3 separate regions of the Homo sapiens genome follow, and regions 2 and 3 are each linked to region 1. Evidence: read pairs that join two places in POLR2A ChIA-PET (ENCODE). Cell type or tissue: HepG2. All regions are shown on one strand.

Region 1 (5,000 bases):
TTTAAAATGTAATTCACAAACTTTCAGAAAAATTCAGATTTTCAGTAATTCCAGTTTCCAGCTTCTCCTGAAAAACCAGAAGCTCCGGGCCCACATTGCAAGGAATTACTTAGCAGGGGCTTAGAAGATGCTGTCCAGGTTAGATGAAGCAAGTGTACTCCAACCCGTCCCAGTGGACAGCCTTCTGTATTGTCTCTCCAACTGAGGCCACAGGTCTGTTATTTGTCATACTCACCTGTTTCAAGGCCCTGAACTGTACCATGAACTTCCAAGTCAGGCATCCAGGCAATATAAACCTGCATCAAGAGAGGAAGCACAGGAGAAACCCGGTCTTAGTGACTGTCCGAGAAGCTAAGTAAAGATAAGAAGGGGGTCATTGAGCTTAGTTCTCTGCTGTGGACTAAGATTAAGTACCTGGCTTCCCCAGATCTTCAATTCCCATACCGTTTAATGGGAATAACAGGTTCTGGTCTCACTACTCTCTGGGAAGCTTCAATGAGAAGTGCTTAACTAACTCCTCTCAATAGAGAGTTGCTTCTCAATAGAGAATTGCTCCTTCTCAATAGAGAATTGCTTCACTAATTCCTGTTCATCCTTCAGGGCGCAGATCCATAGGCTGAGGGAAGCCAAATCCTCTGCTACAATTACAAGGCCTGGGCTGGGCACGGTGGCTCACGCCTGTAATCCCAGCACTTTAGGAGGCTGACGCGGGCGGATCATGAGGTCAGGAGATGGAGGCCATCCTGGCTAACATGGTGCAACCCCATCTCTACTAAAAATACAAAAAATTAGCCGGCTGTGGTGGTGTGCGCCTGTGGTCCCAGCTACTCGGGAAACTGAGGTGGAAGAATCACTTGAACCTAGGAGGTGGAGGTTGCAGTGAGCTGAGATCATGCCATTGCACTCCAGCCCAGGAGACAGTACGAGACTCTGTCTCAAAAAAAAAAAAAAAAAAAAGAATTACAAGGCCTGGCCAGGCGTGGTAGATCTTACCTGTAATCCCAACACCTTGGGAGGCCAAGGTGGGTGGATTACCTGAGATCAGGAGTTTGAGACCAGCCTGGTCATCATGGTGAAGCCCCATGTCTACTAAAAATACAAAATTAGCTGGGCGTGGTGGCACACGCCTGTAATCCCAGGACTTTGGGAGGCCAAGGTGGGTGGATCACCTGAGGTCATGAGTTTGAGACCAGCCTGACCAACATGGTAAAACCCCGTCTCTATTAAAAATACAAAATTAGCCGAGCGTGGTGGCACCCGCCTGTAATCCCAGCTACTTGGGAGGCTGAGGCAAGAGAATCGCTTGAAACCAGGAGGCAGAGTTTGCAGTGAGCCGAGATCATGCCATTGCACTCCAGCCTGGGCGACAAGGTGAAACTTTGTCAAAAAAAAAAAAAAATTACAGAGCCTGAAACTTATTTTGTTTCCTTCTTACTATGGAATTTTCCTTCAGAAAAAAAGTTCTGAAGGGGAAAAAACAACCTTCTGAGAAGATAGAAAGAGGAGAACACATGGAAGGAAAACTTCATTGCGAAATAAGAAATCTTTGACATTGCTTGTCTGTTCTGTTTAAAAAAGAAAACTGTTTTGTAAGAGAATGAAAAAGGAGGAGGAGAAGCATAGTCTGCTGTAAATCTACTCAGTAATCCAATTCTCTGTGCCCAAGAATCCTAAGGCAGTCCTGGAGGAGAAAAGTATCAGAAAATGAACTGGGAGACTCTCAAATAGCAATTGTGTCTCAGCCCTAGCTCAGCCAATCAACAACAACAACAATAATAATAATAATATTAATAATAATAATAATATTAGCAAACACCTAAGTAACACCTCCTTAGGTGTTTGCTAATATAATAATAATAGCAAACACCTAAGTAACACCTACTATGTGCCAAGCACTGATATAAACATTTTATTATTAATTCCTTTAAGCCTGAGCCCAGCCCTGTGGGGTAAGTGCATTATCGTAATGCCAATTTATAGGTGGGGAAAACTGAAACCCAGAGAGGTTAGGTAACTCGTCCAAGGCCATGTAGCCTATTGGTGATAGAGTCAGGATTTAAACCCACATAGCCTTGCTCCCTAAGCTTTGTGTCCTTAACCACCATCATCTATTCAGGCTCTCAGGGATTTATTGAGGATGTACTTGTTCTATAAGGTACTATGCTAGGCACCATGAGGGTGAGAGGGAGGATGATGGAGGAGTCAGATAAGAGTGAATTCCTAAAAGATGGCACTTCCCAGTGAGTCCATTTTCTGTCTGTGGAACCTTGGACAAGACTACGAGCTATTGAGCCTTGCAGGTCTTGGTAGTTCCAGGGCTTTATACAATTTAAAAGGATTTGTTTATTGAAAGGAGGGATGCAGAGAAGGAAGAAGGGAGGAAGGGAGGATGGAAGGGAGGGAGGGAGGAAGGGAGGGAGGGAGGGAGGGGAAAGAAAGAAAAAAGAGAGAGAGAAAGAAAGAAAGAAGGGGGTGAGAGAGAGGAAGGAAGGAGGGAAGGAAGGAAGGAAGGAAGGAAGGAAGGAAGGAAGGAAGGAAAGGAAGGAAGGAAGGAAGGAAGCAAGGAAGGCAGGCAGGCAGGCAGGCAATAATACCAAGTTGCTCTCATTAAGTGCTTATTACGCTGGGTACTGCTAAGTGCCTTACCTACATGAAATCATTTAATCCTTATAATAACAAGCCTACATTGTGGTTAATATTATTATTACCTCCATTTTAAGGATAAAGAAACTAAGGCACAGGAAGTTCAGTAGATTGTCCAAGGTCATGCAGCTGGTAAGTCAGGGAGCCAGGATTCCAACCATGCAGTGTTATTTCAGTGCCCAGGCTCTGAGCCAGTGACGAAAACAGCAAATATTTGAGGTCAAGGTGTAATCCCTCCCATATGCAAGGCACCTGGTGAATTACAAAGCTCTTTGTGGAAAGGCTTCCAAGGGTGGAGATGGGGGCAGAAATTTCCAGGGTCCTCAGCCAGAGATTCTCTGATAACACAGGTAGAAAATACCAAGGGCTGCAGAGATGCGAAAAGGAAACCAGAGCGGCCAACAGCGCACTGCACAGAGGCCCTCTGGTTTTAGAGTCAACTCAGGTGCTGCTCTGTCTCCATCTCCTACAGCAGTTGTCCGATCACCTGTAATTTTAGCCCCCAGAACAACACTCCTGAGACACTTCTCTCATTCACCTCCCGGCACCCCCCAGGGCCAGCTTCAGCCCGTGAAATTCCAGCACAGTTCAGCAAAGCACAGACCAGACATGGCGTCCCACACCAGTGAGCTGGCAGCTGCTTCCTTTGTAACCAGACAGGTACACAAAGAAAAGCAGAGATCAGGGCAGAAGGCTTCGGGCTCAGTCAGGGCAGGCCATTTCTGTTTTTTTTCTCTTTTTTTCTCTCTCTTTTTTTTTTTGAGACAGAATCTCACTCTGTCACCCAGGCTGGAGTGCAGTGGCGCAATCTCAGCTCACTGCAATCTTTAGGGCAGGCCATTTCTCTGTGGGCCTTGGCAAGGCCTGGAGGCAGATGCAGAGGTTTGCACCGCCTCACCATAAAAGGGAGCGCTTTGTTCCTGCTCCCCTGCTGTGTTTGGCTTTTCTGCCCAGGTTATCCCAGGGCAGAATGGAGGTTCGAGTACTTGCCCAACCTGGACCCTTGATGGTACTAAAGCGTGGAGGAGTCGCTAGCAAGGACATCACGGTAGTAACCTGCAAAGTACGTAAGGTCCTGTTTTTCCTATTCATGCATCCCCTGGGGAGACTGGGCATTTGGGAGAAAAGCACAGCTTGGGTTTGATTCCCAGCTCTGCAACTAGCCAGCTGAGTGCCCCTGGGTAAGTCATTACACTGCTCAGAGCCAAGGTTTCCTCTCTTGTAAAGTGGGAATAATAATGCCCGCTTCGGAGAGTTGCAGCGAAGATTAAATGAGACAATCTGGTTTGTGGAAGAAACTTAATGAGGGGTGACTAGTGATGTCTCTTGTATGGTTGCTTCATAGATTTGTTTGTTTGTTTTTGTTTTTCGAGACAGAATCTCACGCTGTTGCCCAGGCTGGAGTGCAGTGGCGCCATCTCGGCTCACTGCAACCTCCGCCTCCCAGGTTCAAGTGATTGTCCTGCCTCAGCCTCCTGAGTAGCTGGGACTGCAGGCGTGTACCATCATGCCCGGCTAATTTGTGTATTTTTAGTAGAGATGGGTTTTTGCCATGTTGTCCAGGCTGGTCTCAAACTCCTGACCTCAAGTGATCCACCCACCTCGGCCTCCCAAAGTGCTGAGATTACAGGCGTGAGCCACCATGCCCGGCTGGTTGCTTCATATTTTAAATCCATCATTCACCATTCCTATCAATCCTCTGTGGCCACACATCACATTTTACATTCATTTGGATTTACATTACATTTTACATTCATTTGGATGATTATTTGATTAATGTCAGCCTTCCTCACTAGTAGTATGAAGGTAGGGACTATGTCTGTCTTGAGCCATCGTTCTAACCCCAGTGCCTAAGGCAAGCTGGGCACGTAAGAGGTGCTCAATAAATATTTATGGAATAAATTAATAAAGGAAATGAGAAGTACCCAATACAATGGTATATTCATTTATTTGGAGCAAAGTGTTACAAATCAGTTTTTATTATTGATAGTAAAAGTCCTGGAGTTTGTGTGTTGCTTTCTTATTAAGAAACAAATTAAGGTATGTTGAAGGTTGTCTTCAAAATAATGTCATCCTCTTTTGCTTGCATTTTGACGCACTTTCTTCGGTGACGCTGCAGTTAAATGCAAGTCCTAGGGATTCCGCTTCACTCAGCGTAAACCCTGATACTGGCTCCCATGGGAATATCATCCGTCATTGTGTTGTGATGGAAACAGGAGATTAAAAAAATGCAGTCTTGGCCGGGTGCGGTGGCTCACATCTGTAATCCCAGCACTTTGGGAGGCCAAGGTGTGTGGATCACAAGGTCAGGAGTTCGAGACCAGCCTGGCTAACATGGTGAAACTCCATCTCTACTA
Region 2 (5,000 bases), 250 kb after region 1:
CTGGGATCCAGGAGGCCTCAGTCCCAGGTACGACCTGCGCAGAGCTCAGGACCCTGCTAGAAGCAGTACTCACATTCTTTTTTTTTTTTTTTTTTTTTTTTTTTTTTGAGACGGGGTCTCATTCTGTCGCCAGGGGAAAGAGGGAAGAGGAAAGGCCTGTTTTCCGGGGCCCTGGCAAAACCCAGGCGGGAGGGAAACGCGTTCCACAGGGAGCTGGGCTATTCTCAAAGTGCTTCTATGGGGAGGAGCCTGAGGGATCCTAGTTTCCCCTTCTGCTCTTCTTACAAATAGAGCAACTTGGCTCACTGCAACCTCCGACACTCCCAGGTTCAAGCGATTCTCCTGCCTCAGCCTCCCGAGTAGCTGGGATTACAGGCACCTGCCACCACGCCCGGCTAATTTTTTTTGTATTTTTAGTAGAGACGGGGTTTCACCGTGTTGGCCAGGATGGTCTCAATCTCCTGACCTCGTGATCCGCCCGCCCCGGCCTCCCAAAGTGCTGGGATTACAGGCGTGAGCCACCGCGCCCAGCCAGTATTCACATTCTTAAGCTAGCTTTTCAGTTTCCTAATCAAAGTGGGTGCTTAAACTCACAGATCCCTACAAGTCCCAGCTGGAAGGGTCTTAGCAGCTGCCCAGATCCCTCAGTTCACTGTTGAGAAAAAAAAAAAAAAAAATAGGCCCGTAGAGGAAAAGAAACTTGCCCAAGATCACAGAGCAAATACACAGCAGAAGCCAAGCCTGGAACCCAGGTTCCCTCTTCTCAGTTCCTACCCTGGTGTGCTGTTCCAGTGCTTGGTGGGAATTAGCCTGATGCAGTGGGAGGACCGTGGGTTGCCAGTGCTGTGTCCTTGACCTTGCCACTTCTTTGACCCTCTGCTTCCTCTTGATTACAATGAGGATAATAGTACTGCCTCAAAGAGCTATTCTGAGGTTTATGAGAGATCCTCCACACCCAATGCTTAGAATAGAGCGTAGCACGTAGGAAATGCCCCATAAAATACGGCGCTTCTTAGTATCCTTATCCTTATGAGCCGGGCTTATCACAAGGGCGTCTTATTCCTCCACTAAACAGGTGTCTGTGGAGGGCACACCTGCTTAGCAGGACACGGGGCCCATTCCTAACCTTGGGGGCTCCCAGTCTGGTGGTGGAGACATAGTAAGCAAGGGGTGACAGTGCCGTGGATAAGCTGTCCCGTGTGAAACCAGGTGAGAACGGCAGGATACAGTTGTCAGGTGGCTCGTCAGAGCTTGCACTATCAGAGAGGGCTTCCTGGAGGAAGACCTAGTTAGCTGTTCCCTGTTGGATGAAAGGAGTTGGCCAGGTAAGGAGTGGGTAGAGGGATTACATAAGAACCTGGAGGAGAGAGAAAACCTAATATGTCCAGAGCGTGGGAACAGGGGAGACAAGACGGTGAGTCTGATGGGGTGGCGTGGGTGAATGCAGGCCGCCGACTCCTGCAGTGGAGCAGAGAGGGTGACGCGGCCAGCTGTTCCGCAGATGCGCCAAGGCCTGACAGACACCCCTTCCAGATCTCCCATAGCTTCCCATGCCCAGGGAATCACGTGGAGCATTGGCCTGTGTGACCTTGGGCAAGTCCCCTCCCATCTCTGGGCCTCAGTTGCTCTATTTGTAAAAACAGCAGAAGGGGAAACTCGGATCCCTCAGGTTCCTCCCGATAGAAGCACTTTGAGAACAGCCCAGCTCCCTGTGGAATGCTTTTCCCTCCCGCCTGTGTTTTGCCAGGGCCTCGGAAAACAGGCCTTTCCTCTTCCCTCTTTCCTCTGAACCCTGGGTCAACTCCAGCCCGCGTCATATTTTTGTCATGATCAAGCCCCCACCTTTACTGTTTCTGCTTTGTGGAAAGCAGCCTTGACCTGGGGCCAAAGGAGAGGTGGCCAGCCCCGACCCTGGGAGGGGGCCAGGGTGAGAAAGGAGGGGGCGGAGAGCGGCTCCCCAAAGAAAAGCACAGAAAAGGTCGGCAGAGGCTCCCTGGCCCTTGTCGCATTGCTGTCATCCAGCAAACGTGGGCCGAATTGAACTACCTCCAGGGAGTGGTTTAGACTGAACCGAAGGGAACTGATGTCGCTGCCGGCCAGTCCCAGCTGGAGGTGATTTGCATGGAGGACATCGCCATCTGGTGGTCACTTCTGTCCTGAGCCCTGAGCCCCCACTTCTGGGATGTGATGCCCAACCGCCATCTCTCCTGGCATGGGGGTCCCTCAGCTCTCCCTTCCTCCCCACAGGTAATGGACAGCTCAATGCCGCTGATTGGAGAGCATGTGGAAGAGGACAGACAGCTGATGGCCGACCTTGTTGTCTCCAAAATGAGCCAGCTCCCGATGCCAGGAGGCACAGCGCCCTCCCCCCTCAGACCTTGGGTAAGACCCTCACGATCAAAGGAGACTTTATAGCCATGAGAAATGCCAGGCTGTCTGGAAATGGGGAGCCCCTGGATCCAAAGGGGATACCCCCAGGAAGAAACCACCTTGGGGAGAAGGAATGGGGGTGTGGACGAAGGCCAGACATTGGGGAGAGCTTTCACAGCCTGCCCCAGTAAGTGAATTGAGGAGGCTTTCAGAGGCCCCTTCCCTTCTTCACCATCCTGGGGAGAACAATCTTGTCTCAAATGGCCTTTGGGCACTGTGGGCAGAGATGATCGACTGCTGTCCCTTCTGTGCCCTCGGTGCTGGGCCTGAGCAGGATGTGTGTGCGTGCGTGTGCGAGAGCATATGGACACACAAGCCCTCTGTGTGCTCCCAGGGAACCAGTCAATGGACGCTATTGTGTCTCCCATTTTCCCCAACCTCGATGAGCTCCCACGTCGCTCCTCCCCTCCACAGTTCCCACCATGGATTACCAGACTGCTCTCCAAAGAATTTGCCAGCTCCCCAGCTTTATGTAAAAGCAAGTCCCCAAACTTCCACCTCCCACCCCAGATTTCCCCACAGAAAGTAATCTATGATAACAAACATCAGAATCGTAGTTATTATACTGACGGGGCTGCTGGCTGGGAAGGGGCACGGGGCAGGCTTTATCGCAGAGAATGCCCTCTGTTTTGATCTGGGCAGTGGTTACACCGACGTATACACATATAGAACTTCACTACACTGTATACTCCAGAACTGTACACTTTATGTGTAAGAGTCTCTTCTCAATGATAAAAAGATCTTCATAAATGCTGCCCTCTCACCCAGGAAGTAAAGGGCTGTGGTGATACCAACAGGCTTCTTTTCTCTTCTGCTCTAGGCTCCACAGATTAAATCAGCGAAATCCCCAGGGCAAGCCCAGCTGGGGCCTCAGCTAGGCCAGCCCCAGCCACGCCCACCTCCGCAAGGTATGACCCAGGACGAGCCACTGCAAGAAAGCATGCAGTGAGGGTGCTGAAATGCACCGAGGGATCCACATGTGATTCCCACAAGGGGCTCTGGGAAAATGCACCTGAATACTTTATCCACAGAATGAATGAGACTATGGGGTTGGTCAAACTCTTTAAAAAGTCAAGAAAGGAGAAGGGAAATAGAAGGTTAATTTATTAAGAACCTAATATGCACCAAGCACTGTGCCAGGGAATGTCCCACCTATTTTCTCACTTTTATTTTCCCAGCCGTCCTGCAGTGAAAATGTCATTATTTCCTTTTTTTTTTTTTTCTTTTGAGACAGAGTCTTGCTCTGTCGCCAGGCTGGAGTGCAGTGGTGCGATCTCGGCTCACTGCATCCTCCACCTCCCAGGTTCAAGTGATTCTCCTGCCTCAGCCTCCTGAGTAGCTGGGATTACAGGTGCACACCGCCACGCCCAGCTAATTTTTGTAGTATTAGTAGAGATGGGGTTTCACCATGTTGGCCAGGCTGGTCTCAAATTCCTGACCTCAGGTGATCCGCCCACCTCAGCCTCCCAAAGTGCTGGGATTACAGGCGTGAGCCTTTCTACTGCGAGGTAAAAGTTGAGGCTTTGCCCAAGGAGGCAGAAAATGGTAGATTTACAAGTCTGGCCTTTCAGACCTTTCAAACCTAGGAAGTGTTTATTCATTTCAATGAGTGGTGCCTGATGATAGATTTGTGAGTCGACCAGCTAGAGTAAGAAAGATAGAAAAAGGGAAGATCATCTATAAAACCTTGGCCATTGAAATTCCTCCTCAAATATATTCCAGCATTACTACATTCCACCACTTATTAGAGAATGGACAAACTATTGTAAAAAGATGAAAAGCAATCAGGGCAATGGCTAACTAACTTTCTCAAAGAATATCAGCTGCTCTGATATTCTTGCATGCAGTCTTGAGAGAAATCCGCCCCGTATCCTCTCTTGCAATCAAAACCTCCTGGGCACACTCGCTCTGGCACCAGCATGGAGCTTCAGAGCACCTGTGCACCAAGAAACCAAAGCAGGCAGTCTCGCTGCAATCTTTTAAGGATCTTCTTAAAAACCTATCAGAGGCCGGGCGCGGTAGCTCAGGCCTGTAATCCCAGCACTTTGGGAGGCCGAGGCGGGCGGATCACGAGGTCAGGAGTTCGAGACCAGCCTAGCCAATATGGTGAAACCCCATCAGTACTAAAAATACAAAAAAACTAGCCAGATGTGGTGGTGGTGTGCACCTGTAATCCCAGCTACTCGGGAGGCTGAGGCAGGAGAATCGCTTGAACCCAGGAGGCGGAGGTTGCAGTGAGCCGAGATTGCGCCACTGCACTCCACCCTGGGCGATAGAGGGAGATTCCATCTCAAAAAAACAAAATAAAATAAATAAATTATATATATATATCAGAAAGAAGGCATTACTATCATGTTGTGGCCTTCCCAGTCACTATTATTAAAAGCAACAGATTCATTACTTTGTGAAAAAAAGTCAACCTTGGCCACCAAATGGCTTCCTCTTCCACAGGTCTTAGATAAAATGTCCCATTCATTTTTCTTGTTTGTGTTTCTCCTTCTGGAAAAGCAGGAGATATTTTTAAGAAAAGGGAAATTGTATAATTGTACACAACTGTGTACAGACATACC
Region 3 (5,000 bases), 160 kb after region 1:
GACCAAAGGCCCAGCCCAAGTTCTCACAGCTCCACTCCGATCCTGGAGTCATCGCCGAAATCTTTATCCATGGGTGTGGTGCAGGGCACCAACAATCAGAGTACTGTTGGACAGGTCCCTACAGGTGTTAGATGGTAGGAGTTATGGAGAGGTGGCCCAGGGGAGAAGCCAGTACAGCTAAGGTGGCAGGAAGTCTTCCCGGTAAATGACTACCAATGAGATGAAAGTATTTCAATAGCCTGACAATGGGTATGACCGGGCAGGTGTGTATCCACCGACCATCAGTTCAGCCCTCCTCAGAATGCTGCTCATCCTGGGGACTGCAAGGCAGACCCAGATGCTGGCAACAGGTTTGAAAGTGACCCCCCACCCAGCCTCTGGGGACTTCCCCAGCAAGCCCAATTCACTCCAGAGCCCCCAACCCAGGCCTCCCTGGGCATTGGCAGAGAACAGGCACCGTTCCAAACCCTGACTTCATGCTGACCACCAAATCCCCAAGCCAGGGAGGGAGCGATGATGTCACTGTCCCCATGTTTCAGAAAAGCAATAACCGGACTCGGAAGAGGATCAGTTTTCAAGGCAGAAGTCCAAACAGTTGATCTTGGCAAGGGCCTCCGAGGATTGCCTCATAGAAGGAGAGGGCTGGCATGCTTGTGAGCATCGTTTGTTATGAGCTGGGAGGCAGCGGTGTCCTTGGACTCAGGAGAACCTTGGGGACCCTGTCAAGATGGAGAATGTCGAATCTGAAACAAATGGGCATTGGTGTCCTCGATTCCCGTCAGAACCCTCTTTTATGGTGGGAGGGGACACCTCGGCACTCACAGAGAAGCGTTTTTCCGACAGAGTTCAGCCACCCCACCCTGGACCCAAGTCCCCTCTTATTATTAGAAAAATGCCATCAGTTTCCTCAATTTGAATAAGTCCTATGAAGATGGAGTTTTGTTCACCACTGTATCCACAACATCTCATACAGAGTTAAAGAAATCAATAAATATTGGCTGAATGAATGGCAAGGAGAGGAATGGAGTGGGAAGTGGCACGTCTGGATTCCAGGGATCCAGGAGCATATCCAGGTTTGCCAGCTAGGCCTGCAGGCCAGGCAGGGCAGGCAGGTTGGGGTTATGGGAAGACCGCCATTGATTGCTGGAAGTGCACAATACATATTTTCAAAAACTTGGCCAGGCATAGTGGCTCATACCTGTAATCCCAGTGCTTTGGGAGGCCGAGATGGGAGGATCACTTGAGCTCAGGGGTTCAAGGCCAGCCTGAGCAACATAATGAGACCCCATCACTACAAAAAATAAAACATAAAATAGTAGCCAGCTGTGATGGCATGCATCTGTAGTCCCTTGGCCTACTACGGAGACCAAGGCAGGAGGATCACTTGAGCCCAGGAGTTTAAGACTGAAGTGAGTAATGATCATGCCCCAGCTGTCCAGCCTGAACAACAGAGTGAGATCTTGTCTCCATTGAAAAAAAAACTATGACAAAAAAAAAAGCAAAAACTATCCTTTGACAATCTGTGACAACTTTCTCTCCCTGGGGTTCACAATCTCACTTTCATGCTCCTTCCATTAAAGTCTGATCCCTTTTTTAAATAGCTGTTTGGCTAATCTGTTGTGGTAGACACTGTTGAAAAGGCCCCACTTTCGGAAAATGTGTTCAGGAGGAACAAGTCTCCCTCGCCCCTCCCTCCCCTAAACTACACTTCTGCTGTGCTCTCAAATGAGCTCAGTCACATCTCTGTCCCTGAGCATGTCATGTCCCCTCCCTGGGCTTCAGTTTCCCCTTCTACATAAAACACAAGCTAAACTAGAAACATCCTGTGTCCTTAACTTGTAGGAAGAGTGTCTCAGCCCCCTTTAAGAAAACGAAGCTTGAAGCCTCTCCCTGCAAAAATCCAATTCCTCACTAGTACAGAGAAACTTTTTTTTTTTTTTTTTTTTGCATCCGATTTCTGGAGATCCACAGCCCCTTTGCAGCTCAACAAGGGAACCCAGGGTCAGAGTCTTTTGGACTTGCTAATCTGGAAGCCCCTCCCAGCTCTGACTTTCTGGAATGTTAACCGAAGTGTGGCTGTGAGAAAACACATTCCAGCTGCTCTCCTCTGAGGCCAGCGCTGGGCCTCCCCCTCAGCTGCCCCTCAGGAAGGAAGCAGCCCTGGGCTTCACTAATGGCCCCAAATTCAGCCCCCAGTTTCCTCAAGACCCAGGTCCCAAATCAATAAAGGTAGGCTCCATGGAAATGAGGCAGGATGCAGAAGGAAATCCAGGCAGCTCGACCTCAAAGGAATTTCCTTTTCCTTGCCTCTCCTTCCAGTTCTGTCTTTCAAGAGTTTGATAGAGGTGGGAACGGGGATTTGAGAATTTTCTTTTCAACTGAGGCCCAGAGGAGGAGGTGGAGATGGGCCACAAGATAGAGAGGTCAGGGTTGGGGAGACAGGGCAGCGGACAGTGATGAATGTGGGTGGGGCCTTTGTGCATTCTCCAGGACAAAGTGGACTTTTCCAGTCGGCTGGTTTTCGAAAGCTATTTACGAAGCTGGACTAATCCAGCCCAGCTGTGCGGACTGTAAGCAAACAGGGCCTTTTGTGGGGTTCAGATTCCCCACCCCTAGCCTGTACTTACAGAGCTCACTCCACCCTTCCTGTAGGGGAGGAAATGAGGTGCCCAGGTCAAGCAGAAGAGTTATATCAGGAGTTATACCTATCTGTCACCATCCTCAGCCCCACCTCTGGGGACCCAGCAAGGCTCACCTGGGCATTGGGATGGACACATAGATCTGAGTCAGGAGGCCTGCTCTTCCACTTCTTAGCTGGGTGAACGTGAGTGAGTCTCTTAATTTCTCTGAGCCTCAGTTTTCCCCTCTGTGAAATGGCCATATTACCTAACTTCGAAATGCTGCAGGCAGCGCTTAACAGAGGAGATTCCATAATGTCTTTCTCCCTCTCTCTGAAATAGAGATTAGCACATAGGGAGACCTTGGGTGAGGTAGGTAAAAGGCACCCCCTGTAAGGGAAATTTGGGAAAGGCAGCACTCGCTTCAGGCCGAGAAGCAGTTCCCAGCACCAGGTGCATTGCTTGGCAAGATCTGCCTTTTCTCACCCCCAAGCCCAGGGCTCCTGTGCAGACCAGCACCCACACAGCACATGTAAACAGCAGTCACAAAATCCAAGCTGTCCTGCCCACCCTCCATCTGAGATGGTTTTTCTTTTAGAGCCCCAGTCTTTCAGTGAATCATTATCCCCTCTAAAATGCCTAATAAGGGGTAAAATTGGAGCATACGTTCCTGGTTCATTCCTGAAGTCACTGGGGTGATGAGATCATGAAGTCACAGGTCAGCGAGGCCCCTAAAATGGAAAAAAAAAAAAAAAAGGCAAAAGTTACCAGGACCAGCTTTACCTGGCCCTCAGCGTGGTTCTAGCCTGCCTGACCCTCCTAAAGCTGCAGTACCATCATTTAACACAAGTGGCCCAGCAAAGGGAGACTTCCCTGACTGGAGCTGCTCTCCTGGTGAGCCCAAGGGAGCATGGAGGGATCTGGTGTAAATGTCTTACATGGTCATGTGCTCTTGCTCCAGAACCCTTCTGCATTAGCAGTCCACACCAGGAGTCTCTAGCTGTTGACCAACTTCAGCCATCAAAAGTGTTTTGTTGGTCAGGTGCGGTGGCTCACACCTGTAATCCCAACACTTTGGGAGACCGAGGTGGGTGGATCATGAGGTCAGGAGTTCGAGACCAGCCTGGCCAATATGGTGAAACCCTGTCTCTACTAAAAATACAAAACTTAGCTGGACTTGGTGGCGCGTGCCTGTAGTCCCAGCTACTCGGGAGGCTGAGGCAGAAGAATCCCTTGAACCCGGGAGGCGGAGGTTGCAGTGAGCCGAGATAGTGCCATTGCACTCCATCCTGGGCAACAGAGTGAGATTCCGTTTAAAAAAAAAAAAGAGTGATTTGGGTTGTGAAGCTTCTTAAAACAATTTGAACTCAAGTTTGAAAATTAGGTAAGTTCATATCCAAAAATGCAGGCTTCCGGGTTCTCTTGAAAATTGAGAAGATCTGGCAATTTGGGGCCCTCTTTCTTTTAAGACAACCATTGACCCACTGAAACCAGGTATATGCTCCTTATTTTGCCCCAGTCCCCACCACTCCAGGTTGTTCCCCCATACTGAGGCTGCTGGTTGGTTGGCCTTATCGTTAGGAGAAAAGAAAATATGTCTTATTTACCTTGTCTATACCAAAAGTGAAGAAACAAAAGGCAAACTGAGAGGATTCAAGGAAAATGGAAGCCACAAGATTTCCCTGTGGAAGTAGAGAAATATGCCTTTCGTGATTCATATATGTATTAAAAAAAAAGTTTTTGGAGTACACTGGCTCTCTTCACTCAAAGCCCCTGAAGGCATTCACTTTTGACACCATATTCTAAACCTTTCTTTTGTAAAGAACCATGGCATTTTCAAGCTAGAGGCAATCTTAGAAGTTTGAAATTTTTTCCAACCAGATTTAAGATCTTTAAGGTTTATGTATCGGTTAGCTATTGGTGTGTAACAAACCACCCAAAAACTCAATGGCTTAAAATAATAAGAATGTATTATTGCTCACAAATCTATGAGTCAGCTAAGTGGCACTTCTAGTCTCAGCTGGTCTTATTCATCCATTGGTGGTCAGTTGTGGTCATGTCGGTAGCTCTGATCTTGGCTGGGTTCTCTCCTGTGTTTGGAGGTCAGCTGGCTGTAAGCCAGTCCTGGCTGTTCTCATCTGAGATGAGTAGGCACTCTTCCACGTATTCTCTCATCTTCTAGCCAACTAACCCAGGCTAGTTCACAAAATGATTACGGGGTCCCAGAGAGAGCTGAAACATGCAATGTCTCTGGGGACCTAGGCAGAACTGGGACACTTCTGCTGCACTGCCTTGGCCAAAGAAAGTCTCAAGGCCAGCCCAGATTCAAAGGGTGGGAAAACAGATGCCTTCTCTTGGTGGAAGGAACTGCATAGTCATGTT

The links. ChIA-PET counts read pairs that join two places held together with the same protein. Peaks named below come from ENCODE experiments on the same cell type or tissue, not always from the same donor. Only the 100,000 strongest peaks of a DNase experiment are listed, where the experiment ranks them.
Region 2: POLR2A ChIA-PET joins it to region 1 with 24 read pairs; 8 of 35 experiments call an interaction of 5 or more read pairs at or near these places.
Region 3: POLR2A ChIA-PET joins it to region 1 with 17 read pairs; 5 of 35 experiments call an interaction of 5 or more read pairs at or near these places.

The regions. Positions count from the first base shown.
Region 1 is chr22:32,778,473-32,783,472 of GRCh38, reverse strand. All of the region lies in intron 6 of SYN3 (synapsin III), which reads left to right. Among named protein-coding and RNA genes, the nearest start is that of TIMP3, 21 kb to the left of the region's middle. In HepG2, no CTCF peak of the experiment used is centred here; DNase peaks (open chromatin) are centred at 2,872, 3,252 and 3,392; H3K4me3 peaks cover 875 bases.
Region 2 is chr22:32,526,256-32,531,255 of GRCh38, reverse strand. It overlaps SYN3 (synapsin III), which reads left to right. Exons shown (of 14, transcript NM_003490.4): 11 at 2,248-2,382; 12 at 3,251-3,338. Among named protein-coding and RNA genes, the nearest start is that of SYN3-AS1, 46 kb to the left of the region's middle. RefSeq lists enhancers at 1,369-1,868, 1,869-2,370. In HepG2, a CTCF peak has its summit at 2,123 (motif pointing left); a DNase peak (open chromatin) is centred at 2,075; H3K4me3 peaks cover 399 bases.
Region 3 is chr22:32,619,672-32,624,671 of GRCh38, reverse strand. All of the region lies in intron 6 of SYN3 (synapsin III), which reads left to right. It overlaps LOC107985545 (a long non-coding RNA gene), which reads right to left and starts at 3,144. Exons shown (of 3, transcript XR_001755504.2): 1 at 2,756-3,144; 2 at 1-719. In HepG2, no CTCF peak of the experiment used is centred here; DNase peaks (open chromatin) are centred at 2,041, 2,531 and 4,691; H3K4me3 peaks cover 718 bases.